Regions from separate parts of the Mus musculus genome. Here all the other regions are linked to region 3. Evidence: chromatin loops called from intact Hi-C (ENCODE). Cell type or tissue: heart. All regions are shown on one strand.

Region 1 (8,000 bases), 58 kb after region 3:
TGGCTTCCTGTTTTTATACTTGGAAGCCATTCTCCAGCTGGTTTCTTCAGTGAGGTCCCAATTAATTTAGAAATTATTTTTTCCCATGCTATAAGTACAGTAGAGAAACATGCTGTTGAGTTGTAAAGTCAGAGAACCTAAATGTAGATGTTGGAAACGGTTGCTCCATCAATCTAATGCCTGTTCCTCTTGACTTGACCCCCTGGCAGAATGGGAAGATCAGTGGTCTCCCTGCCCTAGGGTAACAGAGAGAGGGTAATGAGAGGGAGAACGTGGAAAAGTGTCAGCTTGTTTATGCCCTGCAGCTGAAAGCCCATAATTAATTCTTTGAAGAAGTAGTCAAGTTTTTCAGAATTAAACCTATCCATCTGGGGTTATAGGTCAAGACTATGAGTGAAGTAATCTTGAAACTTTTAAAAAGTTCAGTGGGCAGGGAAGGAGGAGGAAGGGGAGGAGTAAGATTATACGACCTCCTAGTAACCTAAAGGATAAGACATAGATGGACAGAAGGGAGCAATGTGCTCAGAAACGAAGGGCTCAAGCTAACCTGCTTTTTCTCAGAGTTTCAAAGAGCAATGGAGGAGAGAGATGTCTTTCGAGTGGTGCTGATGGGAGAGTTGAATGTCCATTTGGGGAAGAAAATACCAGAGACATTTTACTTATTTTACAAATGAAACACAGTATATATATATATATATATATATACTACTCTGCAAAGTAATCTATGGGTTTCTTGTAGGCAAGTACGTACAGTTCCTACGTGACCTAGCATGTTCATGCCTGCCAAAAGGAAAACTATACATACAGAATTCTACACATAAATTCTTCATAGCTCTAATCATAGCTTCCCAAGCAACCCAGTTGTCTTACAGTAACATACTGGGTTAACTAATTATGGAGCATTCATACAACATAGTGGTGCTCAGCAATGAAAAGAGGTATGGTGTAATTTACACAATAAAATGATTGATAAATTTTGAGTGTGAAGTTAAAGAACACAGGCTAAGATTTATTGTATGATTCTATACACATGACTCCTTAAAAACAATAAAAGAAACAAAAATTACAAGCAGCTGTCAGAGTTTGGGTGGAGACGAAGAATTACGAAATCAAGACTGCCCATGGCAAGTTCTGGGGTGATGGTTATGTTCTACCTGGTATTCTGATGTGGCATTAAAAAATAGTAGATTAAAACCCACAGAATACATGACCATAGAGTATAAACTTTATTGCATCCAAAACACAAACCTTACTGGATGGAATAGGAAATAAAGGATCATATAAGTCTTAGACTTCTCCTGTTCTTACCTGTAAAATTACTAACTGTGTTACTTTGTTTTCTATTGCTGTGACAAAAGCTATAACCAAAAGCAGCTTGAAGATAGAAGTCAGAGCCTTGCATGTACCTTGCCCAGCCCTTCCTCACTCTTTCCCAATAGTTTTTTTGTGTCTCATGATGCATAGGATGCAAGTAGGATACTTAAGGGTGAATGGACTGACCCATATGTGATCTAACTGGGGACTCCAGGATTAAGTTCAGAACATGAAGCCACAGAGTCAGCTTGTGCACACGATCTACATCAGCAGTGTGTTCCATAAGACAGAAGTCTTCCTTCAGAAGCAACACATGCTGAAACCATTCTCTCTTACCTCCCCTGGTGGAAAGCAGAAACTGCATTTTCTCATGTACAACTCTTGTTCTAATGCGTGACATTGAACGTGGACTAACTTAACAGGTCAGAGAGATATACTCTGTTCATTTTTAATGGTCCTAAATGGCTCAGTCTCTGCTACCTCTCCCACAGAGGATGGATAGAGTCTCAGGGAGTGATTTCATGGTGTCTGTCCAGGCTGATGATACACTGCAAGTGAGGAGTGTGTTTTGGGCCAATCTTTTCATTCCCTCAAAGGAAGCCACATCAAAATTTCAAGCCAGTCAACCTATGTTGCCTCTGAAAGTGAAGCTTGTGTTTGCTGTGCAGAGAGCTATCTTATAAGCTTCCATCAGAAGGGTTTTTAGAAGACACACAACAGAACAGTGTTGAATCTTCACAGTTCCTGCAACTAACCATTGATGGTGAATCTACTTGCTTTGACATCTCTCAATATATCATAGTCTACTTACATCATAGAAACTGGGATTTTTGAGTTGTAATTTGAGAATCTTATTTTTAATGCTTAGTTAGAAAAAGTCTCTTTTAAATACAGCCTCTACATACAAATGTAATAAATAAATACGCATTTATGTGATAATAACTACCAATTCACAAAAGAGAGCTTATTCTTTCATGTGTCCAGTGATATTCGGAAGGACAGCTGCTTCCTTTTACTTTTATTAGTTTTAGCTCTTGGGAAATAAACACCCTCATAGAAGCAGGGCCTGGGGGTTGGATAGGGGGTTTGTGCAGGGGAAACCAGGAAGGGGAATAACATTTGAAATGTAAATAAATAAAATAACCAATAAAAATTAAAAACAAGCAAGCAAACAAACAGAAGAGAAATAAAAACTTCCAAATGAAAGTTTGGTGTGAGATTCTTGGTCTTTCTTATCTTAGTATATGAAATATTTGCATGTGGATCACTTCCAGACAATATATTTCTTTTGTCTTTGCAAGGATACTTGCAAAACCTTAACTTCAATAAGAAAAAACAAAACAAACAAAACCCCCAACACCTTTACTTTCAGTTCTTTCTGTGTGCCTGTTAGTCCCCCACAGGTTTCAACAAAGCCTCAAGTAATTGTAGTGTTGATTGACAAATATCCCATGAGGACTAGCTAAGCTCCCCACCCTGCCAGCCCTGAGTCTGGCTGTGGTGATGAGTTACTCAGAAACACAGCATATGGGCTTTAGCAGTTCTTAGGATTTCCCTGAGGGAACTTTGAGAGCAGGTGAACTAGTAGGGTGTGACAGTTCTGTCAGCACAGGTGACTCAGCATTAAATCACCTGCCCTGACGTAATCCCCTGACTTCTGAGAGGTCCCTAAATTATTCATGCCTCTAAGCAAGCAATTCCAGGAGATACTCCTGACCTAACATGTCAGCAGGATACATGACTATCAAGACCCTGTGTTCTGTTTGTAGGTTTTTGGGAGTGCATGATGTGAAAAAGAGTCTTCTGGACATGAATTTGTTTTTGTTTTGTTTTGTTTGTTTGTTTGTTTTTTTCTTTTTAAATTACTCTTTGGAGCATCATTTAGAGAAGAAAAACCTCTAACCAATTATCATGCATAACAAACACTAAATTGGTATCCCCAATGGAATGGGCACAAAGGGTCAGATAATGAATCATGCATAGGGAACAGAAGGGAAGAAAGTAAGATCAGGTCCAGTGGGATGAGAACATTCACCCTTGGCTCCCCTGTCGCTGAGTGAACACTTGGTGGCACTCTGGGGAGGTTTAGGAGATTCATGAAGCCTTCCAGAAGGAAGGATATAACTAAGGGTAGGCTTTGAGAGTTTAATGACTCTGCCCTACTTTCAGTTTCCCTCTCCATCTCCTCTCTCCCCTCCCCCTCCTTCTCCCTCTGCTTAAGCCACATGCCTGTGGTTTAATATGCGAGCTCTCAAACATCTGCCCCAGCCACCAAGACTGGTCCTTGTTACCTTCCCTGAGCTCCACCATCATGGTGTTCTAGAACTCTAAACTCTTTCTCAAGTTGTCCTTGATCCTGGTGTTTTATTAAAGCACAAGGAAAGGAACTAATACAGCACGGAGCTAGAACTGTATTTGATTATTTAGGAAAGGGCATTTTAATACCTACTTAACATTTTAAGTAGATATGAGGAATTAAGGAGGTTACTGAAATCAATAGAGAAGCAACATACTAAAAATTCTAAGAGGCTTCTTGGGGAGATTCAGGTCACCATGACAATCTGGAATGGGCCTTATTTATTTATCTATTTATTTATTTATTATATGTAAGTACACTGTAGTTGTCTTCAGACACACCAGAAGAGAGCCTCAGATCTTGTTACGGATGGTTGTGAGCCACCATGTGGTTGCTGGGACTTGAACACTGGACCTTTGGAAGAGCAGTCGGGTACTCTTACCCACTGAGCCATCTCACCAGCCCCCTGGAATGGGCCTCTTAGTGGAGGACTCAGTAGTCTTTTTTAACTCTTCCCAAAGATCCCTGTCTCTTGATTATCATTCATCCCCTGGAGCTTGCTTCCCAATGACTTATATAGTCAACTAAAGTACACAAAAAGCCATAGAATGCACATGATGTTTCTGTCTTGCTCAAGACTCTCTTTTGTCTTCTTAGTTCGTAATTTGCTGAAGCAACTGCTGTCCTAGAGGAGCCAGCATCCCACAATGTAGTCAAGGGCCATCAGAAATGAATTTTAGAACAAGTATGGTACCTGGGCAGCAGAGCCTCCTCTAAAAAGCCCTTTCATAACACCAACTCTGCTGATGTTGAGTAGGTGTTGGGTAGGTAGTTTACAATCCATGTGGACTGTGGACTGAGCCTATGCTAAGACACAAGCAACTTCCCAGAGGGAAGGATTTCCTGTGTTAAGAAGGAAAAACCATAGATTGAGATGAAATGTTCTCCACATACAGAGGGCTTGGTTAAAATGTATTTAACTTCTTAAGGCTCCACAGTATTCAGATAATACTACTGTCCTTTTCTACTTGATTTGTGCATGGATTTGCTATTAGCAATATAATAGGTAGAAAAAAGTGGTGGGGCTGAATAGATTAGACAGATTAATCTATAATAAAGTTCTTATGTGTGTGAGGGACAAGCGAGCTTAGATTATTCATAGGCAATGAAGTAAAAGCACAGGCTATTTTATTTTTTACTGTTGTGTTTTATTTGTCATATTTACATATTTGTACCATTTATACTATAATATTGTAATGTATGCATATGGTATGGGATGTTTGAGTCAAGATGATTAACAGGTCAATTACCTTGCTTTGGTACTGAGTCCTGGTACTATCTCTCTGATAGTGGCTGTGTGTGTCTGCCAGAGATGAACAGGCTGTGAGCCTTTCCTTCAGAAATAGACTTGTGAATGAGAAGAAAACCAAAGACAGGGAAGAGAGTCATCACTGGGATGAAGAGTTAAGCTGTTGCTTATCCTAAAAACCAGTGTGCTGAGTGTGAGGAAAATACAAAGGACTGCTGGTAAGTGAAGTGATTACCTGCTTGGCCGTGTGCAAGTAAATGAGATAGCCCTTGGGTCATGTCAGGAACTAAATTCTCAAGACCACACCATCAGTTTTCATATTTTTCTACTCAGTTTTGTGATGAATGTTATAACAGGAAAAAAAATATGAGAAAATACACCTCCCCTGAAATTACATGCTCAAATTAACCAGACTCACAGACTATCCAACTCAGTGAACTTCTTTCTGTATGGTTCAAATAGCCATTTGGAACAAAAACTGCATGACTTTACATTGGATTTATACTTTCATTTTCATTTTTTGTTTTGTTTTAAAATTTTATTACTTATTTAATTTTATTTTTTATTTGTTCACCTTTACATTCTACTCACTGCTCCCTCCTGGTTACCCCTCCCACATTTATTTCTCTCACCAACACCCTGGCTCCTTCTCCTCTTAGCAGGTACCATCCCCCATCCCACCACCCTGGCATATAAAGTCTCTGTGAAGCTAGACACATCCTTTCCCACTGAGGCCAGACAGGGCAGTCCATATCCCATATATAGGCAACAGCTATTGGAATAGCCTCTGCTCCAGCTGTTCAGGACCCACATGGAGACAAAGCAGCAATCTTCTACATATGTTTAGGGAGGCCTAGGTCCAGCCTGAGTATATTCTTTGGTAGGTGATTCAGTCTCTGAGAGCTCCAAGAGTCCAGGTTAGTTGAAGCTGTTTGACTTCCTGTGGAGTTCCTAACCCCTTCAGGGCCCACAGTCCTTTCTCTTATTCTTGCATAAGAGTCCCCAAGATCCATCCATGGTTTGGCTGTGGGTGTCTGCATCTGTCTGAGTCAGCTGTTCAGTGGAGCCTCTCACAGAAGAGCCATGCTAAACTGCAAACATAACAGAGTATCATTAATAGTGTATAGATTGGTGTTTCTTCATGGGATGGGTCTCATTAGCCTGGTTATTGTTTGACATTCCCTCAGACTGCTCTAGCCTCTGTCTCTGCATGGCTTGGAGACAGGATAAAAGTATTGTGGGTGGGTGGGTGGATAAAAGTATTGTGGGTGGGTGGATAAAAGTATTGTGGGTGGGTTGGTGTCCCTGTTGCTTCATTGATATTCCTGCCTGGCTACAGGAGGTGGATTCTTAAGGTTCTATATCTCCAGTGCTAAGAGAGTCACAGTTTAGAAAATTCTCACTGATTCTTGGGTGCTTCTCAAGTTCCATCTATTTGCCTGAAAAATTCATGGTTTCTCATAGCTGAATAGTATTCAATTGTGTAGATGTACCACATTTTCTCTATCTAGTCTTTAGTAGAGGGACATCTAGGCTGTTTCCAGTTTCTGGTTATTATGAATAAAGCTGCTATGAGCATAGTTGAGCAAGTGTCTTTGTGGGAAGGTAGAGCATCTTTTGGGTATATGCCCAGAAGTAGTATAGCTGGGTCCTGAGGTAGAACTATCCCTAGTTTTCTGAGAAAAACACCAAATTGATTTTCAAAATGGTTATATGTGCTTGCATTCCCACCAGCAATGGAGGAGGGCTCTTGTTTCACATCCCTATAAGCATGTGCAATTTCTTGAAGTGGTTTATCTTAGCCATTCTGATGGGTGTAAAATAGAACCTCTTGTTTTGATTTGCATTTCCCTGATGACTAAGGACTTTGAACATTTCTTTAAGTTCTTCTTGACCATTCGATATTCCTCTGTTGAGATTCTGTTTCGCTCTGTACCCCTATTTAAAATTAGGTTAATTGGGTTGTTGGTCTCTAACTTCTTGAGTTCTTTATAAATTTTGGATATTAGCCCTCTGTCAGATGTAGAGTTGGTGAAGATCCTTTCCCAATTTGTATGCTGCCATTTTGTCCCATTGACCGTGTCCTTTTCCTTACAAAAGCTTTGCAGTTGCACAAGATCCCATTTGTTAATTGTTTGTCTTAGAACCTGAGTCATACATGTACCAGACACTAAAAATGAAAGTTTATGACAGCGTTAGAACAAGAGAAAACCAGCTATTTATTCTATTTTATATCTGATGCCTACTAGCTACCTATGCCTTTAATGGCCAGATGTACAGGAAGCAGTGAGAATGAGGCATGTCTCTAACATCTATGAAAAGTCATGAAAAATGCTAAGGAATTATTTAAATATTTGCTAAAGCATCATCTAGAATAGGTGACTCTTGTGTGGGCATGAACGCACGTGTGTGTGTGTTCGCACACACACACACACATACACACTTGCTTTTATTTCTATTTGTGCATATCTGTGTGTCTATATGGCTGTACTCGATATATGTGTGTGAGGATCCTCAGAGGCCAGAAGAGGGTGTTACATCACATGACGCTGGAGTTACCGGCAGTTGTGAGCCAGTGGATATGGCCCTGGGAACTTAATCCTGCTCCTCTGGAAAAGCAAAAATGGCTCTCCAGTCCCCACTCCAAAATATTTTTAAGTATGTAATAGGAGAAGGAGCCAGTGGCAGACAAGCATAGGAATAAATCACAGTAAAAGTAGAGGCAGAAATAGGGATAGAAGGTTAAGTAAATGGAATTGTTTGAGGATATATGTGTAACTATCTGGTCCACAGGAGATTATGCGTAGAGTTTTGGTATTTCTCTGGGGAACAGGTCTGTGGACTTAATGTCAGTCAAAGACTGACAATATTGCTATCTACATTATGAAATACTTCCAGTATCATGGTGAGCCCAACTCCAATCCTGCATCTATGGCTCAGGGAATGTTTAGGAAAAAAGGGCAGGAAGATTTGAAGAGCCAGAATATCAGGAAGTCTAATGTGAAATAGTCTCACATAGAAATGGCTGCATAAGCAAGAGCAGAAAAATGGAAATGTCAAAGACATGCTAATGCAGAAGAG
Region 2 (8,000 bases), 720 kb after region 3:
ATCTGTACACTCTAGTGAACTTTTCTGAATAAATTTTACAATCCCTCTGAAAAATAAAATACTGAGGCACTGTGCTGCAAGGACTGAAGACGTCAGTAACGAGCTAGAAGGGCTCACACTGCCTAAATTCTAAAGTGAATTTGCAAACTAATTGAGAAGAAACCAAGGGCTTTTGTGAGGAGTAAGTAATGTCAAAAAAACATGGAACATGACAAGCTCGTGAGTATTAATTTTGACACCAATGTGATGGATTTCAGATTTGTTTGACAGAATCACCAGTGTAGAAAAATGAGTGATGCATTATCCCTTTCCAATGACCTTTTATATTCCTTATCGAGAGGATAATTATCAAGTGTAGTATGAATAAGCACCACATGCCAGGACTACCAAGTGAATATAAAGAAAGCTAAGAGCAAAAAATTGCATCCACATGGTGACAAAGAAGAGGCATTTTTTCTAAAATAGCAGTAGATTTAAAAACTAAATATACTTCAAGCCACTGATGCCCTTTCTTTCATGTTTTGTTAAGTTCATTTCATTATATTATTTAATTCATCCTACCACTACTCACTTTATGATCAAAGGAAGTGTGCTGTCTGGGAGCACACTCTGACTGGGAGTTGACTGCATTGCCTGAGTACTGACAGTGCTTTCCTGGGTCCAATCTGCCACACTGTCACTTGTCCCTCCTAATAAACTCTGACCAGGCTTTTGTGCCTCTGGTTCTACAAGATAGGCTCTAGCCAAGGCCAACAAGGACCTCCATGCTTCTAACCCCGGAGGAATAATTTCTCATCCCTCTTGGCAGAATCGATTAGTCATTCAAGCCCTTGGTTAGTGGTGGTCATTTCACTACATACGTACGCATCTTTCTAAGCCTTATTTTGTGTTCCTTAGAAATGTGCATTAAAGTATTCTTTTCCAAATAAATGTTTCTACCACTCAACTGTTTGACCAAAATGAAATAAACAGTCATCAACCTTGATAGCTCTTAGTGCCAGTCAATTACCCTTCAATTCCTGGTTTTTCCATTCCCACCATTATGGTTTGAGCCCTTTAATGACGTCTTGCTCAGCCTGTCCGAGCCCCAACATCATCTTGCTTCCATCTTCATATTGCTACAGCGCAGTCTCTGCTCAGCAGCTCATGTAATCTTAGCAAACATTTCAGGAGCCTCGTAATTGTCTTCTGAGGGCAGAGCAGTGAGTGCCGACTGAATCTGAATCCAGAGCCCCCAGATAATAACTCTACTTCTGCCCCTCTCACCTTCTTTCTTTGCCTCAGTTCTCATCTCTTCTCTCTTCCCTTTGAAAGGCACACTTTTATGAAGCCCAGTTTCCTCATGAAGCACATTCTTCATCAGCACTTCTGACCAGGGGTGGGTTTGCATGCACTCATCCTCAGAAGTGACTCCTCTCTGACCCATTCTCATCTGGGAATTTGAGTTCTAGAGGACATTGCAGTCCAACATATGAAGTACATTGGGTACCTCACTAGGAGCACACATGTAAGTTAATTCCTTTTAGAATATTAGCATGCTTAACTAGAAACAAAACTACCATGACTTGTTTTTAATTGTGGCATAGAATAATTTAATCTAGAAAATAATTAATAGAGAAAAAGCTAAGACTAGCATGAACCTTTGAAGATATGTCTAGGGTCTGGTGGGATGACTCAGGTGACAGACTTGCTGCCCAAGCGTGTGGCCCTGAGTTTGGATTTGTGTAAAAGGCAGCAGTGCTGTGTAGGCTTGTAACCCCAGCACTTCAGAGATCAGGCCCAGTCAGATTCCAGAGGCTTACTGGCAAGCCAGGGTCAGAGAATCACTCAATGAAAGGGTTTGTCTCAAATAATGATTGCAATAAATATGTGAACCATACATTAGACATTGGCCTCTGTTATCCACCTGCACACACACACACACACACACACACACACACACACACAGGTGAGCACACATACATGTATACACACACACATACAACACACACACACTTTCTCCTAGATTCTCTATGATACAAGAAACCATTTCACTCATAATTCACACATTAATACAAATCTGTCAGTCTCCTCTGAGTGAGTCAAATGGGAGAAAAAAAAATCCTTGCACAGCCCAGGACCTCCCAGCATATGTGTCTTGCTGTGTAAATAAACCCCAAGCAGCCCACATACCAGCACTAGAGCCTTTGTTCATCCCACAATAAGCTGAGTGTACAACTTAGTTTATACTCCACATAGAAACCGTATCCAGGACACAGCTAACAGACGGCAAGAACCAAACCATAAAGTCTCCAAGCATTTAAGAATTACAGGAACTCCCCAAGAGAGAAGCAAAATCGCTGGAGTTGTTTTACTGAGTGAGTCAACACGGTGAGCTTTTAATCCCGCAGGCACTGCTCAAATCCTGAGGGCAGCAGAGTGGTCAATGTTGAGGGAAGACATCCTGCAGAGTGCAGCCCACCTTCCGCTGTCTGAATCCTCATAAGCATGGGAAAGAGACATAGGAGAAGTGCATTGTGCTGGGGGTTTGCTGCAGGAAGGCTGCAAAGGGGCCCTGGGCAAGCAAAGAGAACCTTGTCAGTCCTGTTGCAGCATCTGAGTCCCTAAGAAGAGAAGAGCAGGGGTATGGGGTCTAACGAGCAGGCACAGGCCCGGAGCACTGTGCTCTGGTTTTATTCCTCACTAGGGGAGCAACCACACCCTGCCTCCTGTACACTTGTTTTGGGGAGTGATCTTGAAAAGCACTTCATGAGACAGTGTCATCATTTACTCAGTGAAGTCCTACTGGGAACACAGTAAGGCTACTGGGTACAAGTTCACACAGCTGGGGTAGCAGATGAGAAAATGACTCCACGAAGCTATGGACTGTGTGTCTGTGCATCCCTAAATTCCCATATTGAAATCCTCATCCCAAGATATATTCTTGTGGATGAAATTTACCCAGAAGAGATGAGTAAGTCATAATGGTAAAGCAATAGTTAATGGGATTAGATACCCTAGCAAAGAGACTCCCAAAGCTCCTTGGACTCTTTCTGCTGCACAAGGACAATAAGAAAGTAGTCTTCAGAAATCATGAAAAAGTCCTCACATAGCCCAACCATGTTTTCATCTTTGTCTTGGACATTCTTCCTACACCAAGAAGCATAAAGATAAATTACTTTTCTTTCAAAACCACCAGCCTGTGTTACTTAGTTATAGTAGCTCAAAAGTACTCAGATGGTCAGATTTCAAGTTCTGTGTGCATTACCCTGTCATATTAACAAGTCATGGATTATAATATTTGGACAAGTGGCAGGAGACATTGGGAAAGACTTCAGAATCCCCAGTATTGTGAAATGCTGTCCTGTGGGTATAGTATGGTCATTCCCTCTTGAGCACTCTGTAGCTGTAACTACCTACATGAGACCTGTAATAGAATGGACCCATGCCTCATGGATGGAATGGGATGGAGGTTATAAGCTCCCCACCCCAACCCTGAAGGTTATAGTCACCTACCAGAGTCCATGCTGCTCCTTTATGTAACTCCTTTTTGACACAGTAGACTGGACTTGGGTGGTGGTGTTTCCTTGTTCTATCTATCACTGGTACTATATTGGGGTGAGTAGATATTTACTCGCATCTCATGGAAAGTTAAGACAACTCCCAGGAATGCCTCTTGGTTTAATGGACCAGCAGTCCTGAGGTCAGAATTAAGCAGCACGGGTGGTCTGATTAGCAGACAGCCCCCTCTGCATCACAGACAAGCACTGGATCCTATGTCATTCTGAAGTAGCTCCTGCCTTCCTCTAGACCTGGACGTGGAGGCCCATAATCAGACAAAAATGGGCTTTGAGAAAACAATGAGTTTCTCCACAGAAGCTATGAGCAGTTGGAAGAGCTACAAGCAGTCAAGAAGAGTGATCTTAATGCTTTTCTATGGCTATTAAAAACTAGAATACAGTGGAGAAAGTCAGTCAGAAGAAACCTAGAAAAAGATACAGGGAGAACTTCTGGTTTGGGGGGTAGATTGGGAATTTTGGGAATGGAACTGCAGCCGCATATCTGGGAAATAGGCCACCTGGTTCTGAAGCCTCAGACACAACAAACACTTGGGAGGATGCAGGCAATCAAAAGAAACTGGAGCAGGCTATTCACAGGGAAGGAGTCAGGAGCTGCGCTCTGGGTGGCAACGTCAGGAAAGCATTCTGCATGGCTGGAGCTGGCTTGGAAGGGAAACTCACCATGGCTGAGAATGTACTGTTCTCTGAGCCGTTTCCTTTAACAACTTGGAAGGGATAATAATTAATATAAACAGTAGTCACCAGACTTGGCAGCAGGAGAAGAATCTTTGAAGAGCACAGGCTTTGCCGCCAGGCTCAAGTGCCGCTTCTCCTCGGCTGTTTGGTGTGACCCAGGAGACATTAGAGAGACACTCAGAGCCTTGCTCTTCTCATCTGTAACATTAGCAGATGCCTACTTGCACGGCTATTAACATGCTGGCTTGCCTTGTGAGTGCAGAGAGTGTCTGTGATTCCTATTCATCTTGGAATAATTTTATGACCTATAGTGTGGTGGTTTGAGACGACCTAGAGGAAGTAACAACCAAAACTGATGCAAGATTCCAGGGAAAACTCTACCTTTCAAGGAACTTAAAGCTACAAGGAGTTCCTTCTGAAATAAAAAACAAAAACAAAAACAAAACAAAAACAAAAACCCTTCCAGAAGACATTAAAGGATGAACAAATAGCTCATTTATTTTACTAAGCAAGCTTCATTCTGATTTCAAAATAAAATCACTATAAGCCACAAAAGTAAATAGCAGAACCCGTCTTACAGAACGACAATTGAAATTCATAAAATCTAGTTCAAAGGGGATGGAAAGAAGGCTCAGTAGTTAAAAACACCTGCAGCTCTCCTGGAGTACCAGGGGCTGATTCCCAGCACTCATGTGATAGCTCACAAGTGTCTTGACTCGATTTCCAGAGGCTCCAATGCCACCTTTTGGACTCCTAGGGCATCAGGCATGCATACATGCGATACACATATATACATGCAGGCAAAGCACCCAAACACATAAAAACTCTTTAAATTGTTCATAAGTAGAATTCTAACACCAAGACTGAAGGGGTTGGCATGTCCGTAACACGAGGAGCCGTTCTCATTCCCTTGATCTCTGACACATCACATGGTTCTTGGGAAGATTATATAGGAGAGGGAGGGAGGGGAAGAAGGGGAACAAAGGAGAAAACATCTCAGCATCACAATGGTTCAATATTCTAAGGAGACCACTGTCAGAGCCTCACAAAATATGAATAGTGTACTGGAAAAAGCAGAAATTGGTTTATTTGCATATTTGATTATATAGGATAAAAGCTGAAAGCAATGAATTGAGGTGACACTCTTTTCTTACTCAGACAAAATTATACAGCATCTTAGGGAGGTGGGGTGGCTTCTGCCTGCCTATCCTACAGAAGTATTTTTATAAGGATGGGCTAACGCCGTAAAAGAGAGTCCTCATTCCACACTCTGCAACTCTTGCACGTAGGCCCAGATTTGTGTACAAAGTGTGTCTTCAGCATTCTACAACACGCCTGATGGACTGCTTCCCCCAGCTAGGCAGGAGCTTCCCCAAAATGCAGGAGCCCTGGGTAGATGCTTTCCCAGCAGGCCAGAGACTCTGCTGATACAGGAGCCCTAAGGCCACCACTAATGTCCAAGCCAGTGAATCCACCAAGTCTTTAGTGTCTCCCTTTGATTTTGAAGCATCCCCATTATTCCAACCCCCGTGACTGCACCCATAGTTACTACAGGTTGTATATTCTCTATACAGGGATATTCTAGCCCTAATTATTATTAGAATGCTTTGGAGAATCTCTCTTTGATTATTTAGATTAAAAACAAATAAAAATCCAAAGAGAGGAAGTAAGAAAGATATTGGAGCAGTTGAGAAGATAGCAACACTAGCAAGGAGTTCCTTTTTTAAAAAAAAGATATTTTCTTTATTTACATTTCAAATACTATCCCCTTTCCTAGTTTCCCCTCCAAAAATCCCCTATCTCCTCCCCCTCCCCCTGCTCCACAACCCACTCACTCCCACTTCCTGGCCCTGGCATTCCCCTATACTGGGGCCTAGAACTTTCCTTCACAGGACCAAGGACCTCCTCTCCCATTGATGACCAACTAGGCCATCCTCTGCTACATATGCAGCTAGAGACGTAAGTCCCACCATATGTTTTCTTTGATAGGTGGTTTAGTCCCAGGGAACTCTGGGGTACTGGTTAGTTCATATTGTTGTTCCTCCTATGGGGCAAGGAGTTCTTAATTTCTAAAATTATATGTAGAAAAATGTGCCACAGCACCACAGTTGCAGGTGGGACTAGGTAAACCTCATATAGAGGTAGAAAGTTTATTACATCACTCAAAATTCAGGCATCGGGACCCATCCTTCCTACTGTAATCAGCAGAGCTGTGCTCCAGCAGATTCTGTGGTTCAGACCCTTCGCTCCTCAGGAGGCCTCTGCTGCTATGGGCACAGTCTTTCTCATGCCTCAAAATTTGGGGTTTACCTAACCCTGCCCATAAATTATCCAAATCCATTAGATGTCTTCTTGAAGAATAATGGGAGCATGGATTTGCTAGCTCAGAGAAGGACCCAAAAGTAGCATAGAAGGGAAAATAAGAAACAAGTGACTTTAGAGTAAGGAGAGAATGCCTCACATACTGTGAGAAAAAACAAATATCTTGACCATGAAAAGACCCTCTAAATAGCAAATGTTATAGCCTGAGTTTTGTTAGACAACTTCAGTTATCTGAGGGCTCACGGGCTACTTTTCTCATTCTCCAGTTCATTTACAAGTGACTGCATCAAAGGAACCGTGGATAACAAGGTAGTGGTCTCAAGAAAGAAAGTACACATACAAAAGCCCCTTTAAGTGACGTTACTTCTACGTTAAGCTTGGATTGCACTGTTTTAAATCATTTTTTTCCTTGCAGGCTACATGCAGAAGAGTTTGTATGCGGGATGAAACCCTTCAATGCAGGAGTGGCCCATTCCTAAGGGCATTTGCGAGCAACTTGAGATCTTCCTAAGCATTCTTTTCTTTTCAGTCCCTCAGGTCTGTTTTTCTGGGGCTTTGGTTGAGTTATTGAGGTTGACTTCAAATCTCTAACATATGTTTATAGTATCGAGTTTAACTGCCTACTTAGAGCTACTTAATCCTCTAGCAAAGATGGGAAGGATTTAATGTGTGCAGGAATTGCTCACGCTAGTTCATTCCATCTGTCTCTGCACACCTCCTGCTACCATCTGTGTCCTAGCACTCCTCTATGAACCGGAAGACACTCAGCAAAACAGCCCATATCCCCGGTAATTAAACTTGATTTTAAAGTGAGCTGTAATCAAAGGGATTATGAGATTCGCCACACTGTTTTATTTCTCAACACACTCCAGTGAAGAAAGACGTTATGTTGTTTCATATCAGAAGTGAATTAACTACCACACTGGCCACCGTGCCCCAGCTCAGGCCTGGGATACATTCTCAGACTGCATTGAGCATCACTATGATAGGGAAGGCCAAGATGTATACTTTGTCCCTCTGCTCTCATGCAGATCTCAGAAAACACAGATGCTGATATATCATAGAGCCTGCCCTGGAAGAAATATGCTAAGCCAGTGTGAATCCCCTGAACTTGTAGTTCTATAGGATAGATTCTGCATGGGATATTTCTGTAGGCTAGATCCCTACATTTGATATTTCTATAGGCTAGGCCTTTGATAAATAGCTTATAGTATCAACAGATACTATATTGATGGTATCTGTATTGACTTTTGTCACTTCCTGGCTGCTTATACTATTTAGCTTCAACCTGCTATTTTTATCAGGAATTTTACAGGATTTTTATCAACACAAGATGATTCTTCTTGCACACACAGCAGACATGGGTCTAGCCTTGGATTAGTGATTCTTTCCTTCTTCCACTTACTACTATTCTACTACCTACCTATCTACGGCATTCGGGTA
Region 3 (8,000 bases):
GCAGCCAGGCTGATGATCCAGCCAACGGCCACTTCTAGTAAGGCCCCTTGGTTCTGCTTGTTGAATTATTAGACTGTGGGTCTTATTTAATCAGTCCCATGTGCAGCCAGCAAGCCTGCGACCCCACAGTAACCACTAACCTGGAATCAACCTAGCCTTCCCACACCAAATCAACACCAAGTTTCTGAAAGACTGAGCCTTCAGCACTTCCCATCTGATCCAAAACCAGCCAAGTCAGGATAAAATCAAAACCAAAACCAAACGATCACTCAACATAGATGATTATAGCCAGCAACAAAACTCCAGATGCCCAGATCCCATCATGAAACCACAAGTGAGATGAAAAACTAGCACATTATATTCACTCCACCACCAAGATTTTTAGTCCTATAGTAATGATCTCTGATGAGAACAATCCAGATGAATCCCAAGATAGACTAAAACAACAATTAAAACATCTTTAAAGAGTTAAAGCAGTTCAGAGAAAACACCCACCTAAAGTTAAAGAGGAAAGGAATGAAGTTCTGACTGGCATCTGAGAAAACACAAACAAATGGCTAATAGAAATAATAACAATAATTCAATATATTAAAAGGTGGATTCAGTAAAGAGACAGAAGTACTTGAGACAACCAACCTCAGCTAAAATAAACTTTTGGCCATCAACAGACCAACTGGAAAAAAAAAATCAACAAAAAACATCAGAGTTAAATTGCACCATAGATTGAATGGACCTGACATATATCTATAGAATATTTCAAACACTATAGAATTTGCATTCTTCTTAGCAGGTCATGGAAGCATCCTTAAAATAGATCATATATTGGAGCTCAGAGAAAGTCTCAAAGAATTTATGAAAATTGGGATAATGTCATGTATTCTGTCTTAATATATAGAATCAAGCCTGATGACCTCCATGACCTCCTCTCATGACCTCCAAGGCCACAGACACCCACACGTGCACATACATACACGTAGGCAAAATACTCATGAACATGAAAATAAAATAGTCTAAAGATTAAAAAAATAAATTTGTTTGATGACAGTGAGCCTGGAAGCAAAGTAGGAAGCGTTCCTCTGTAGTCTCTGCTTCTCTCCCTGCCCTAAGCACCTGTCTTCTGCGTGTGCCACAAGCATTGCACACATGAACTCCAAGCCCCGTTGGTTTCCTGTATAAAACTTGCACAAGATCAAGCTGGCCATTATTCCTGTGTGGATGGGGGAGGAGCTCATGAGGCCTTACCCCTAGCTGGGGCCTCATTGGCAGCTGATGGCTGGCAGAACTGTAATCCAGCAAGTTGTTCATGGTCCAGTGAATAGCTGTCTCCACACCCATGCACATATGGGCAGCACCAGCTGGACTCAATGTGCTATCTTAAGAAAATAGTTGCCATGAAGTTGGAAAGGGCAGAGGATGTAGGAGGTCTGTGAGGAACTGGAGGGAGAGAGGTGTGGGGGTAGAACCTATTGCTTGCTGCCTTTTTCTTGAACCAGTACGATTTATAACATCATTCTAAATACTTATCACTATACCTACACATAAGTGTAGCCCTCACAACATGTCAAAAGGGCTTCTTTATAGAAGATGGGTAATACTACAGATATCAGTGACTGGTGAAAATGCAGAGGAAACTGAATAGCAGGTATGTGTAACAATAATAATTAAATAAATAATAATTAAAGACACTACAAGTTTAGGAACGAGTCTTCATGTATAAATTTTGTTAAAAAAATTTTTAGCAACTATTAAAACAGTAGTTTTCACAGCAGGAAATGCTACCAGGCATTAAAAAATAATCACTTCATCTTAACAATGGAATGCTTTTGTAGGAAACGAGAAACTCTGTGTTGTAGGAGTAAGTCTTCCGGTATCACATTTCATGGTGAGTAAACCTCCCAGGACTTCATGAGAAATAAGCAAGTTTACCCTGTGAGGCTTCACTGTGGTGGTTTATGTATGCTTGGCCCTGGGAGTGACACTGTTAGGAGGTCTGGCCTTGTTGGAGTAGGTGTGGCCTTTTTGAAGGAAGTGTGTCACTGTGGGGGTGGATCTGTGACTTTCCTCCTTGCCATATGGTACTTATGAGAGTTGCTGTGGTCATGATACCTCTTTATAGCAAAGGAAACCCTAGCTAAGACACACAGAAATACTCAATAATTAAAGTGGGAAACAGAAAATCAATGATTTAAAAGAATTATATATTCTCAAAAAATGATTTAATTGACATTTATGGATCAGTTCACCTGATAATAGCCCATTCTTGTCAATTACTAATGATGTTGAACCTTGGAATGCTACATGGTCAGCCCATAGGGATGGAGACTAGGAAAATTTGCTCCAGAAAAGTACATACTTGAAAAATAAATAGGTGTCTATAGCATGCTCATTTATTTTTTAAAAATCACTACTCTCTGATTTTCACAAATAGTGGCATTTCGACAAATGAATTTGTAACTTTAGCATCATCTTTAATTGAAAAGCAGATTTTAAAATGTAAACAAATGTTCAAGGGGCTCAGCAAAACAATGCCCTCCCCCTCAAACGCCCCAAACCAAAACCACAGCAAAACATTGGCAGATTCATACTTACTGGTTGGAAGTCACATGTAAATGTATAACATCCAAGAGGATGTGGTACGACCTTACTGTGAACTTTGCCTTAAGTATACATGAATAAGTTGATATCCATGTACACAAAATTCTTCCTTTCATATAGCATATAAAAGTCAACTAAAATCAACCACAGACTTGTTTGCAACTGCTTTGTCCTGTCCAAAAAATATTATTTCACCAAAGACATGAATGACTGGAACTGTGTGTGCAAGACTTCACAGATCAAACAATCCCAGATCGAGCTTGAATGGAGGAGGGCCAATCAACTCCTCCTACTATTGGCAGTTGATGGCTGCTATGAGAGGAAGAGCCACTTTTCTTCAGGAGAGCAGGCTCTGAAGAGCTACCCATACTCCAGGTAATAGTGCCACACCCGTGCACAGGCACACCACTAGATGCATAAACAAATGCCTTTGAGAAGGCAGAGGAGAAAGTATTTGAACTTCTAACAGTTTGACATCAACCATCCCATGCATGTATCTAATATCAGAATGTACCCTATAACGATGCACAAATGCAATGTCTTAATAAATTAAAATTGACTGCACTGTAGTCTAAGTTGGGCTCTGAGGATATACAAACTAGTTAACACACTTAATCCATGGCTGCCCCTAACCACCTCATCAGGCACAAGGCCCCACTCACCCTCTGCTGTGTGTTCAGGTTTTCAGCGCGTATGGAAGGGGTAGGTAAACTATTATAGCAAGGACGTTCTTTGATGGAGGGGGGGGGGTTGGGGAGGGAAGGTCAGTGGCCCACAGAAGTAGGAACTTCAGCCTCTATGACTCGAGTCCTTAGTGCCAACAGGCCTAGTTACTGTAACATCCAGATGCCTGGCACAGGACGCCTCATCACACAGACCTGGGCTACACCACAGACTGGCATTTGGGATTAGAAATCGCTCGTATTCCTCTTGTTCACAACAGCCAGGGCAGTCATCCGAAACAGCCTCAGGAAAGAGGAAGGCCAGCCATTCACAACACAGCCTTCCCTTTCCCTCCTCAAGCTACACACGGTCTTTATTAGGATCTTTCCCTTTTCTGCTCAGAAAATTCTCTCTGGAAAGAAATGTGCCTGGAAACCAAATGTCCATTGTCTCCTTCTGGGAGCAGGTGCGCCTTCACTTCCCCTCTGAAGAAATTCCCAGCTTCTCAGGCTTGGGGTCATGGCCAACAGCTGTGGGAAAGGAAGGTGCTGAGAAACCCCTGGTGTAGCCCTGGGCAATCTCCTGGGGTGTGTGGCTGACCACACCTGTGTACCCTGTGACCTCTTCCATCCCTTGACCCATGGAGACACACCTCAGGATTTCCTGTCCACAAGGGCCCCCCGTCACACCATCACAGTATAAACATCCACCCCTCCCCCGCAGGAATATGCTTCTTTCATTGAGTGATTCATTTTCTAGTCTGGTGTTTTGGGCATCCTGCTCAATTTTAGGAAGGAGTGTGAAGTGCAGGCAATCCCATAACACAGGCAACACCATGAGAATCTGTAGTTCACAGGACACAGTTGGCCATCTCACAGTGCTCTGTGGGATTGCCTTGATCGGTTCATGTGGCAGTGTGCCAGCAGCTCGCTGGCACTTCAGTTCAAACTGGACACTATGAGCTGACACCCTGTCCCCGAACACTTTGAATTTACTATGGTCGATCTGGCTTGCGTTATGAAATACATTTGTATAGAACTTTGCATTATAAAAAATGGAAAACTCGCCTTATCAATTCGTGCCATTAATTCTGGTGGGACTTCTATTAGAAAATGTTGAGTAAGCACCTACTGAGGGGACAGTATGCCTTAGATCCTAATCCACTAACTGATAAGCTTAGAATATAGTTTGGTTTTTAACTTTTCTCAGTGTTCATTTATAATTTTTAGTGTGATACTCTGAACACATCTTTTCTGAAATGTATTCCTATATAGGGTATATTTGCATGCTGTCATGTGTAACATTTTAAAATGTTATTTTTAACTAATGCTACTTAGTTCAAATAATGATCTTTTCCAACCTTATCTTAGACTGTTGTGATCTTAAGACTCATAATTTTTTAGATTCCATGTGATTTCTACTATTACATCTAGAAAAGTATGCTCATTTTGTATGCCTTTTTACCTTCTTATTTAAGACTAGCTTGGACAAATAGTATATTATTAAATAACAGTTATACTGAACTTACAAATTCTCTCAGCTTTCATTTATTTGGAAATGTCCTTATTCAAACTTTACGAGGTATAGTTGGTAGATATAGAGTTTTTTGCTTGGTCATTTATTTTAGCACATTAAAGATATTGTTTCATTTTCTTCGGTTTATAATATTTCCATCAAGGAGGAAACACTAATTGTTATTGCTAGGTATCTATATGCAGTGTTGTTCTTTTTTTTTAAATTAGGTACTTTCTTCATTCACGTCTCCAGTGCTATACCAAAAGTCCCCCACACCCTCCCCCCCACTCCCCCTTTTTAATGGTCGCTTTAATTTTATTTTTTCATGCTTGGAGGATGTCTTATTCTGGTGTGTTTTGCTGTGCCTTGCTTCTTGTTCACTTCTATTCTTCTATGTGAGGAAATACTGTCTTAGTAAGCTCAGGAAAAAGCCATCATTTTAAATCTTTTTCCTTCTTTCTGGAACTCTAGACAAGAGTATGTTCAATCACTCTGCATTGTCTAATTCTAGAGGAATCTGTGTGCCTTAGAAATGACTTTTCCCCTCTGTGTCCATTCGGCTGTTGATCTGCTGCTAACCCGAGCCAGTTGCATTTTTTATTCCTTCATTTTCTCATCTGCCCACCTATTCTTTTTAACTTCTTGAGACTATTTATCTGTCTCATAATTCCTTCCATTCTGCCACTATGCACTTTATTTTAAGATTAATCTGTTCCTATCCCCACTCCCCACATCCCAGCCTCCTGTTGCACTTCATAATTCTCTGTCTCACTGTGCATCTAGGAAATTTGGGTTGGAGTCTGGAAATCGTGACTGTTGCCTTCTCAAATGACCGGACTTGGTTTGCTTTCTTTAAAGTGGTTGAATTTTTCTTTGACAGGCTTTGAGTTATTGATGATATAAACTCTTTTGAAGTGTATCTGTGTGCAGCCTAAATGGTGATGCAGGACTGTTTTTGGCATCTCTAATAAATGCCTGAGCTTGGAGTGGGTAATTAGCAAAAGCATGTCTGCAGAGATGTCAGTGAGCATCCTGTCTGTGTTACTTAGCGGGAATGCCTCTCACCAAGGTCGTGAACGGCCTTGGCTCTGGAATTCAAGGGAAATTCTGTTTTTCTTTTCCCAGGCTTCTCTGCTACCTTTGATCCCACGCCATTCGCTCTGCCTTGAGCAGCTCCTGGCATAGACCTCTGCAAGTTCAGTTTCTTGATTCTCTATTTCATACATTGTTCTCTGTATCACTGCACTCTAGTCCACCATGTTAAGTGTAAACCTTCCTTATGAACATGTCAAGGACTTACATTTGTGCCTCAGTAAGTTTCACAGAAGTATGCCTTCTTCACGCTCCTTTAAGGCCTTTTCCACACCTTCAACTGGCTACTGGATACCCCTCAGTAAGGCTTCAGACTAATTGAGTCCCAGACAGGATTCATCTTCTACATAAACCATGTTTCTTTAGTCACTTTAGAGCTGTTTGCATAGTTTGCTGTCTCTTTAGGTGCATAGTCCTGTCTCCCCATCTCTATCATATAGCCCATTTATTTTATTTCCCAAGACTACCTCCTCTTCATCTTCACTCTAAAATTCTGAGTCAAACCTTGTTCAGGCTCTTGAAACTCTTCTGACTGTGCACACTGTATAATATCCAGCTGAAGTAAACCACTCACTAAAGTCAGTGTTGCAGGAACCCCTTCACTATATAATCAGCCTTGACATCCGATCACATCTCTCATCCATTATTATACCGATGATACCCTGGCCAGGTTTAAGCAAGTATGTTTCTTAATTTTTGCTGAAATATTTTTTATTGTAAATATTGCTTTTATTTCCTCAAATGTAGGGGTGAGATGAGAGCTGTATCCAAGCTGTGTGAATACGTGGCTTGGGCTGAGCTCAGAGTATTTCTTTCTCTGCTTTATCTCTAGGCCTAGGCCTGGAAGCTTCCAAGCCTCCGTAGAATCCAAACCCCCACGGCGAGTGATGTCATTCAGCACCTCTCGTCTTCTCGCTGCATTGCTCTGCCTGTAATCATGCTAACTCTGGAAATATAATCTGGATCCTTCTCATTCTCTGGCTCATTCTGTCTTCACTTCTCTCTGCTAACTAGCCTGGCAAAACTGCCCTCCCCCACGCACACACACACACACACACACACACACACACACACACACACGCACGCGCGCGCGCGCACCCGCACCCCACATGCTACATACCATACACTACATCTCTCCCTATCCCTGTCCTTATCCACTCCCCCCTCTCTCTGATCTTAAGTAGCCTCTCTCTCCTGTGCTGTTCTCCTGAGAGTTGGGCATATCCTATTTCTGACTCATTCTGTCAAATCTTTCTCTGATTCATCACTTTGTCTGTTTCTCAATTAAATGTTACTTTCAAACATGGGTGTTTCTTTCCACAAACTAACCTTACCTTTATTGTTAGGGATTAAAGATGTATACTAAGGGCATGTCTGTATTATAGCCAGATCATCCTGTTATCTAGGGCATGTCTACATTCTGGCCAGCTCATATAGATCTAGAAGCTATTTGGATATGTTCCCTTGTTAGAGCAGTCATGTTGCTAGATTAAAATTCCTATCCCAGTTCTCTCTGGGTAACCTCCCTCTGTTGACTCCCGCCCAGGTCCTTGACCACAGACTCTCATTTTCTCATGCTGTGTTGTGGGTTGAGCCCACTTTTCTCCACTGAAAAACCCTTTCACCCAGAGGCAATCTCCTACTCCTATTACAATAACCCTAAGTATTTCTATGAGTTCCACTGTGTAATTATGCAGTTAGAGTCTTTATCATTTTTATGTGTTGTTAGAACAACCCCCTAAGCTTCCCATCTCCAAAGTTAGTTGATATAGTAACTGTATCACTTATGAAGTTTGATTTTTATACTGTCGTTTTCCTAATAAACTTTTTTCAAAAGGCATCTGCTACCTTTGAGATGCAGTCCAGGCTTTGAAGTATGACCTCACTATTTTCACCAATATGATGGCTGTTTCTACCTCCACACTTGTGTCTTTCTGTATTCAGAGGAAGATTTCTTCTTCCCACCACCATCTACTTGCAGGTCTTTGAAATAAGCAATTTGCTTTTCTTCTTTTTTTGACACCTATCCTTAGAGCCCCATCTTCTCTTTTTTTACACATTGATCGTGGGACAAGGAGATATCCTGATGACTTTGTTGCCTCAACCAGAGGGCATCCTGTACTGTTCTTGTGCCT
Region 4 (8,000 bases), 700 kb after region 3:
GAGGTCCAACTTCTTTGGACTTATAGAGTCTTGTCAGCAGTAATCAAACTAAAATATAGATTGGTTCTAATTCAATACAAAGGGGATTCTGACACAGAAGTGTGGGTAGTTGAAAGAGGATGTGAGGAAACACTAGGGAAGATGGCTGTCCACAAACCTGGGAGCAAGGCCTTGGAAAGAACCAACCTGCCCCTACTTTGGTCTGCCACTCCCAGCCTTCTGAAACAAGAGACAATCAAGTACGGTTGTTTAAGTCACGTGGTTCTGGTCCTATTACCTAGTTTATTAAAATCTTCAGTGCATTCACTGGAGAGGAGGAAGGGCACAGAGAAGAAACTGGAGACTGAAGTAGCTAAGTTTCTTATAATGTCACAAAGTTTACAGATTGGCATAATGGGCATCTAAATGAAAGCCCAGCAAGGCCCCTGTTACAGACTAGATCCCAAGGGCTTTGAAAGGCCCATGAATTAAAGACTTGTCCCCAGAATGGTGCTAATGAGGAGTGGCCAGACCTTTCAGAGATGTGGACTAGTGAGGTTTTTTGAAGTCAGTGTCATGTGTCTTTAAAGGGGATAACAAGACCTCAGGGTTCCTCCTCAATCTCTGTTCTCTCAAGCTTGAGACATGAATATTTTTGTTCCTCCTCCTTCTCCCATCTGCCCATAGCAACTCGATCAACTGATCATATATTAGATCCTCCAAAACTGTAAATCAAATAACCTTTTTTCTCTTTACAAATCAAAGTGGAAGATCTTGTTTATGTCATATGATGCAGATTCATGTGGTGTTTTGCTGAGGCAAGTTGCCTGAGAGGACATGTGATGTTTGGAGAGAATATAAATAGGACTCAACGGACAGTGACAGGGTGTTTGCATGGCTAGCCTTGCAATGCTTTATTGGTCTTGCATCTTCACTTCATTTCGAGAGGCAAGGCTGAGAATTCCTGGCATCTTGGCTGATTCTGGTCAAGTGGATGCCTGGCTGTTTCTGCTGCATTGTTCCACCACTGCGGATTCGTGTTTGGTATCCTGACACTAATGAACTGGACTGCTGGTATCCTGACAATGGAGATTGGAATCACTCCACAGAACTACTTCTAAATGGGTCCATATCTCTCTCCTACCTTTGGACCGTGGGCTAGAGGGTGGAGGGGGTAGGGCAGCGAAGCATTTGCGAACCCTTATTAAAGTAGGTTTTGAAAAAAATCTAAGCCTGCAACAAGTTGATGATCTCAGTTACTTTTTATGATATGGAAAACTAACAGACAATGTTGGAATTACAGTCACACTTTTTCACAATTATGAAGCTATTTTGATCCCTTCTTCCACTACAAAGGCAAAAATACACTAAAATAATAAAAGCTTAAGTGATATTCAAACACTAGAATATGAAGTCTATACTTACAGATTTGTATTCCAAGGATTTTAGCTGGTACTAAGAAGAATAACGTTTATAAGATATTCTAGGGCAGAAGTTCTCCTGAAAATATTTTCAAATAAAATGCCATATAAGGTGCTGCCAATCAAGCAGCTATGAAGTGTTTACAATAAAGGACTATGGATATTTCTGGAAGGAATACATGGGAACCATCTTCAAAGCCATAAAAAATAAAATATTAACCAGAAAAATATTTTAGAAGGTACAACCTACAGGTCTGAGGGTCTCTAGATAGGCAATACATTTGAAATCGAACCAGGTATATGCTGAGGTTTCACAATGCTTTTTGAAATCTAGGAAGATGGCTAGATATGGGGACAGAACACTGGTAGGTGGTTGAGATATGGGTGTTAGCATTAACCAGATGACAATATTCAGAGGCTGTCTTGATCACAGGTTCGTCCAAATCTTTAAGTTCTTTTACAACAATTTTGGCATTTGGAATAACAAGTAAACAAAATTGGTCAAGTTACATCAAAGTTCATAAAGATGATGATTAGAGCTGCCATTAGCATCCCAAGTAGGCAAGTTGAAAACAAACAACTGTGTGTGTGTGTGTGTGTGTGTGTGTGTGTGTGTGTGTGTGTGTGTGTGTGTGTGTTTTATCCATGGATTGAAGAAAAGCTGGTGGTTGGGGGCTGGTAGCGCAGCCCAATGATTGAGCTTCAGCAGGGTAGTGCAAAAATACATGTTACACCTTCCCAAAAGAGAAAAATCAGGTTTTCAAAGCAACTTGATATGTATCTTTGTGTGTATGTGTGTGTTGACTCGTTTCGTTTATTAATGTATGTACACTGAATAGAACAATGAGGTTTAAAATGTCATCTCCTTTTCAAAATATTCCTTTTTTATCACATAAGTCTTTTTTCTTTATTAGATATTTTCTTCATTTACATTTCATGCTATCCCCTTTCCTAGTTTCCTCTCTGAAAATCCCCTAACCCTCCTCCCTCCCCCTGCTCCTCAACCCACCCACTCCAACTTCCTTCCTCTGTACTTGGTCATATAATCTACTCAAGACCAAGAGCCTCTCCTCCCATTGATGGCCAACTAGGCCATCCTCTGCTGCATATGCAGCTAGAGACATGAGCTCTGGGGGTACTGGTTAGTTGATATTGTTGTTCCTCCTAATGGGTTACAGATTCATTTAGCTCCTTGGGTACTTTCTCTAGCTCCTTCATAGGAGACCCTGTGTTCCATCCAATAGCTGACTGTGAGCATCCACTTCTGTATTTGCCAGGCACTGGCATAGGCTCACAGAAAAAAGCTATATCAGGGTTCTGTCAACACAATATTGTTGGCATATGCAATAGTGTCTAGGTTTGGTGATTGTTTATGGGATGGATCCCCAGGTGGGGCAGTCTCTGTATGGTCCTCCCTTCAGTCTCTGCTCCGAACTTTGTCTCTGTAATTCCTTCCATGGGTATTTTGTTCCCCATTCTAAGAAGGAACACTTCGTTGATATGTATCTTAATCTTAACAAAGACATTCTGCAAATTCTTGTCTTCTGTTGTCTGTTGGAAGATTAGGCTATGCCCAACATCTCCCTGGTTAGTGATACAGCACCCCATGAAAGAATCCCTTAGGACCCCCACCCATCTTTGGGCAACTTGCAAATCATTTAACCTGGTGAATTAGCCCTTCAAAATCTTCTGAGCAAAGAGAAGAAATTTGAAATGGTTACAATGGATGAAGCTGACACTCAAACATGGGGATAGTAAAATTTCTGACCAAAAAATCAGAAAGCAGGGCCAGAAGTCTTTGTGATAGATAAAGAGGGCCCACCACTCTCTGGGATGCTGGACAGGTGTTAAGATAATTTTAATCTTAAAAACATTATTGACCAGAATGCTATGTTATTATAAGCACTCTTGGTTGTTTGCCTATAAATAAGCAAAGATGCTGTGCAATTGGGCAATCTGACTTCCCATTTCCCATTAGTAGTTCTTGGACTTCCCCTTCTAAAAGACTGTCAGTCAAACAGCTAGCCAGGCTACCCTGGTGCCAGAAACAGTCATCCTGAACACACTCCACAGAGCCCTTGAGAATAGCACAACAGTTGCAGCTGCCGAAGGCGCAGCCTGAGCCAGGCCTGTTTGAAACAGTTTGTACCAGACCTTTGGCTATTACAAGCCATGGTGAACTCTAGATGACTCTGTGCCATTTCCACCTAAGTCATAACCTAGCAGAGGGATGGTTTATCTGGTGTAAGGAGACAAGACTTTGATGGATCTGAACAACCCAGTCTCCAGCTATACAGGCAGGATGGCTAGCTCACTTGGTGACGCGGCTGAAAGATTCTCCCTGGTGCTGTGCCTCCTGGTAATGTGACATTAGGGCCCAAAAAGACAGTGTGTGCTGAGCTGCTCATATAAAGAAAGAAGCAACATAAGTAGGAAACACTGATTAGAGTAGATGCTAGAGAAGTCATAATAGCAAAAGCAATCAGCAAGCATGACTGTGAATAGACTGCTTGACAGCAAACAGATGCTTTAAAAGTAGCCAAGGCTGAAAGAAAGTGGACAGTAGAAGTAGAGAGATAGCAACTGAGGGTAAACAACTCAGGCACCAGGCCAAGAACTGTAGAGCTGGCCAGAGTTAAGGGCTAAGGAGTCCCAATTTCCAGGCTAATACAAAAGCTGTACCATGGTAGGGCTATGGATTCTGATGCCCAAGGCCTTCACAGACACTAGACATTGCAGGGTGTCACCTGCTGCTTCTTTTCCCTGCCTACTGCTGCTGCTCCCGGATACCAGACAGTGGAAGACGCAAAGGCTGACAAAGGAAGGTGCAGAAGAGCACAACCACCCACTGTTTTCCACCCTGGGAAACACAGACTGAGGACCCCATTGCATACGGCGTTCTGCCTCCTGTGAGTGCCATGCCAGAACCCCTGGTACCCCAGTGGCAAGGCAATCATGCAGTCTGGCAACAAGTACGTTTCCCACAAGACCATGCTTCCACTCACACACATAGACCATCTTTATCTTGCAAACAGATTTTACTCTCTGAGAAAACTTGAAGCAAAATGATGGATAGATCAAATCTACATTTTAAGAAACCATTCATTTTCACCTGTGCCTTAGTTAGGGTTTCTATTGCGGTGAGGGTTTCTATTGCCGTGATAAAACACCTTGACTAAAAGCAACTTGAGAAGGAAAGGGTTTATTTCATTTTACAGGTCCACATTCATCACTGAGGGAAGTCAGAGCCGGAACTCAAACAGGGCAGGAATCTGGAGACAGGAAGTGATGCAGATGCCATGGAGGAGTACTGCTTACTGGCTTGCCAGGAGGTGGCACTGCCTTTGTGGGTTGGGCCCTCTCACATCAATTATTAATCAAAAATGCCTGGCCCCACCCCACACTGCTAGAGGCATTTTCCCAAATGCCTCCCTTTCCCAAAGAGCCTGTAGTCTGTGTCAACCTGGTGGAACACTCACTAGTACACCTGTGTTCCCTTGCTCAGCACTGTGAGAGCTGGATTCACCAGATCAAAAGGGTTGTCAGTTTAACTGTAAGAAAATGGCTTCCACGAAACAAGGGACTGCTTAGCTTGAAGATCGAGTTTCTGTTCTAAAGTATTCTGATCTTGCAGCTCTTTCTGCCACATCATGGGGGGCTGAGAAAGGAACCCTAAAACTCTGCTCCTCAGCTCCATTACTCTGGAGAATTTAAAGCTTTTTTTTTAATTCAAAACTTTGTTTACCAAAAATTCAGAAGTCCTTAGTGAGAGGAAGAACTCCCATACACATGTGTATGTATTCACTAAAGGGGGTTGGCCAAGTCCAGTGCCTTGTTTGGGTCTATGGGGAACATGGCTTTATCTATTTGTCTGTACCCACAGCCCTCTCTCTGAACAAGACTGAACCATCTAGGTCTTCCCCTTTAGAAAGCTAGGAGTCCTAGAGTCTTCCTCCACACAGTGAGACCTTGACATATCAGCATTCAAAGACACATTTTCCATTCTAAGGCACAGCCAAGTCTGACAACATGCCCATCGTCTTGATAATACAGAGGGGATGCTTCCTGCTCATGTATTTTCCACGTCCTTGACCTTGTTCCTGGAACAAAGCATGCAGATGCTTGAGTGTTCCCCTCATGTAACACAGACCAATGTCTGTTTCTGTCTCATGCCTCTGGCTTTGACCATTGCAAGTGGTAGCCCTGCATCAGCTCCTATGCTGAGACAGGCTTCTTCCTGCAACCAGGAAGGTCTTTCTTGGCTAACAAGCAGACTTTATTCAATTCTAACCGTAAGCTAATTCAAAGCAATTCCGAATAAGACAAAACAGCATCCCTACACTTTCCTGTGTGGCACAGACATTTGGGAATCACAGCTAGTCCTAACCTCACCTCTCTGTACTTCTGTTCCTCTTCCTTATATAGGGTAAAATGAGGCATCCCTTAGGAGTCTCCACCATCAAACACTGTGTCTTCTGGCATTCACCTCAGTCTTCATATGATTCTTTTACTTTCTTTTTCTACCTGGATTTCTCTTCCCCTTCTATGGAACCAAATAAACATGGAAATGCATGAGAGAATATTGCAAGGGGCCAGGTCTTGAAAATTATACCAGGAGGGTTCTCTCCTTCAGGCTTACCCTGTGTGCTAGGAAGGAGCTGAGCACAAACTACTTAATAGTGTATACACACTGCATACTACTTTCTATTGGCTGCCTGTGACACTGGTACCCTTTGGCCTCTGAGGCACAGAAGCACACTGATCATGAGTTAAGCACGTGCATGCAGTTCATGATCTTCTTTCTCCATGGGAAAGTTTGCAGTTTGAGAGTGAGGTGGTAATATTGGGTTGGATGAGATTCTCGTTTTCCTCTATAAACTCGGAATAATGGCACATTTTTCTGAGATGTAGTGGCATTTGATGTTTGCTAACCACAATCACCGCCTGGAGCAAAAATAAACTCACTTGCACTGTTAGTGAGTGGTCATGGTCAGGGGCTCTGTGTCAGAGCACAGTTGTAGAAACAGAGGTCTTCTGATATAGCTGTCTCTTGTGAGACTATGCCAGTGCCTGGCAAATACAGAAGTGGATGCTTACAGTCAGCTATTGGATGGAGCACAGGGCCCCCAATGGAGGAGCTAGAGAAAGCACCCAAGGAGCTGAAGGGGTCTGCAACCCTAGAGGAGGAACAACAATAGAACTAACCAGTACCCCGGAGCTCTTGTCTCTAGCTGCATATGTCGCAGAAGATGGCCTAGTCGGCCATCACTGGGAAGAGAGGCCCCTTGGTCTTGCAAACTTTATATGCCCCAGTACAGGGGAACACCAGGGCCAGGAAGTGGGAGTGGGTGGGTAGGGGAGCAGGTTAGGGGGAGGGTATAGGGGACTTTCAGGATAGAATTTGAAATGTAAGTGAAGAAATTATCTAATAAAAAAATTGAAGAAAAAAAAGAAGCAGGGGTCTTTGACATTTACTAGCTATATGACCCTAGAAAATTCAACCTTTAAGATTCAATTTCCTGATCCATTAAAGGAGATGGTTACATTTCCCTTATGGGATACTCCATTTTAAAAATGCTGCACTTATAAAATACTTTGGACCAGAAAGTAGTGCATAAGAAGGGTCACAGCTATGGAGTGAACAGTGGTATAGGTGCTACTATGCATTATGCAGCAGAAACAGCAGCAGCGGCTCCTCATCACTACCCTCCCACCTCGGCTTCTGTCTGGCTACTTTTGCCTTCTCATTTTTATTCCTCGCCTCATTACTGAGCCTTTGCTAATGTATTCACAGGCCACATGGGATATGGCCCTTTGTCCTGCAGGCTTGATAAGAACAAATGGAAGTGCTCTTGTCTCTACAGCACAGTTAATGAGAGCTCTTCGTTGAATCAAGACAGCAGTTTGAACATATCTTCAGACCCTTGAAAAATGCCAGATGTTAAAGAGAATTGATGCTATGGTCAAAGAAGTAGAGTTTACCCTCCAGATTAAACCTTTGCCATTAGATAAAATGAATCATTCTATTATATTAAAGCATTGAGAGACACCACAATAAAGAAACATATCTGTCTAGTTAATCCAGTTAATTAATGTGAATGGATCCAATTATGTAATCTACTGATCTGTACAAGTGTGTTATGAAAATGAAGGGCGGTGATGCTCGCCTTATTCTTTCTATGTAGTGTGTGTCTGTCTCTGTGTGTGTGTGTGTGTGTGTGTGTGTGTGTGTGTGTGTGTGTGTGTGTTCTAAGACACATGAAGAGTATTACAAGTCTTTCCCCCCTTTTCTGTATATGCTTCGGAGATAGGGAAGGTGTACTGTAGTACATGAATTCTCTTTAAACTTTCTGCCAATCTCACCTTCTTCCCGTCTGAGCTTGGAGCCTCTGTCCTTTCCTAACTATTTACTACTCTGTAAGGAGTTTTGTTTCTCCTGGACCTTTGCATCTTTTACTTCTAACTCATATGAGAAATCCCTGTGGCATTATATCTAGTTATTTTTCTTCTCCCCATGTCTACTCTGTTGACTGCTCTCATTATGAACTCCCTTGCTTTGCTCAAAAATCTAATCATCCCATCCCGTTTTGCACCTTTATC

Evidence for each region. A loop is a pair of places that touch in the nucleus more often than their neighbours do. Peaks named below come from ENCODE experiments on the same cell type or tissue, not always from the same donor. Only the 100,000 strongest peaks of a DNase experiment are listed, where the experiment ranks them.
Region 1: it touches region 3 in a loop (2.1-fold over the local background); 3 of 42 quality-filtered maps call a loop at or near these places.
Region 2: a loop joins it to region 3, with 1.9 times the contacts of the local background. A loop is called at or near these places in 4 of 42 quality-filtered maps.
Region 4: it touches region 3 in a loop (1.9-fold over the local background); 4 of 42 quality-filtered maps call a loop at or near these places.

Annotation. Positions count from the first base shown.
Region 1 is chr11:7,558,758-7,566,757 of GRCm38, forward strand. No RefSeq gene overlaps it. Among named protein-coding and RNA genes, the nearest start is that of Gm36720, 130 kb to the left of the region's middle. In heart, a CTCF peak has its summit at 3,368 (motif pointing right); no DNase peak of the experiment used is centred here.
Region 2 is chr11:8,225,765-8,233,764 of GRCm38, forward strand. No RefSeq gene overlaps it. Among named protein-coding and RNA genes, the nearest start is that of Gm27393, 340 kb to the left of the region's middle. In heart, no CTCF peak of the experiment used is centred here; a DNase peak (open chromatin) is centred at 4,187.
Region 3 is chr11:7,500,964-7,508,963 of GRCm38, forward strand. No RefSeq gene overlaps it. Among named protein-coding and RNA genes, the nearest start is that of Gm36720, 76 kb to the left of the region's middle. In heart, no CTCF peak of the experiment used is centred here; a DNase peak (open chromatin) is centred at 3,788.
Region 4 is chr11:8,205,776-8,213,775 of GRCm38, forward strand. No RefSeq gene overlaps it. Among named protein-coding and RNA genes, the nearest start is that of Gm27393, 320 kb to the left of the region's middle. In heart, no CTCF peak of the experiment used is centred here; a DNase peak (open chromatin) is centred at 3,486.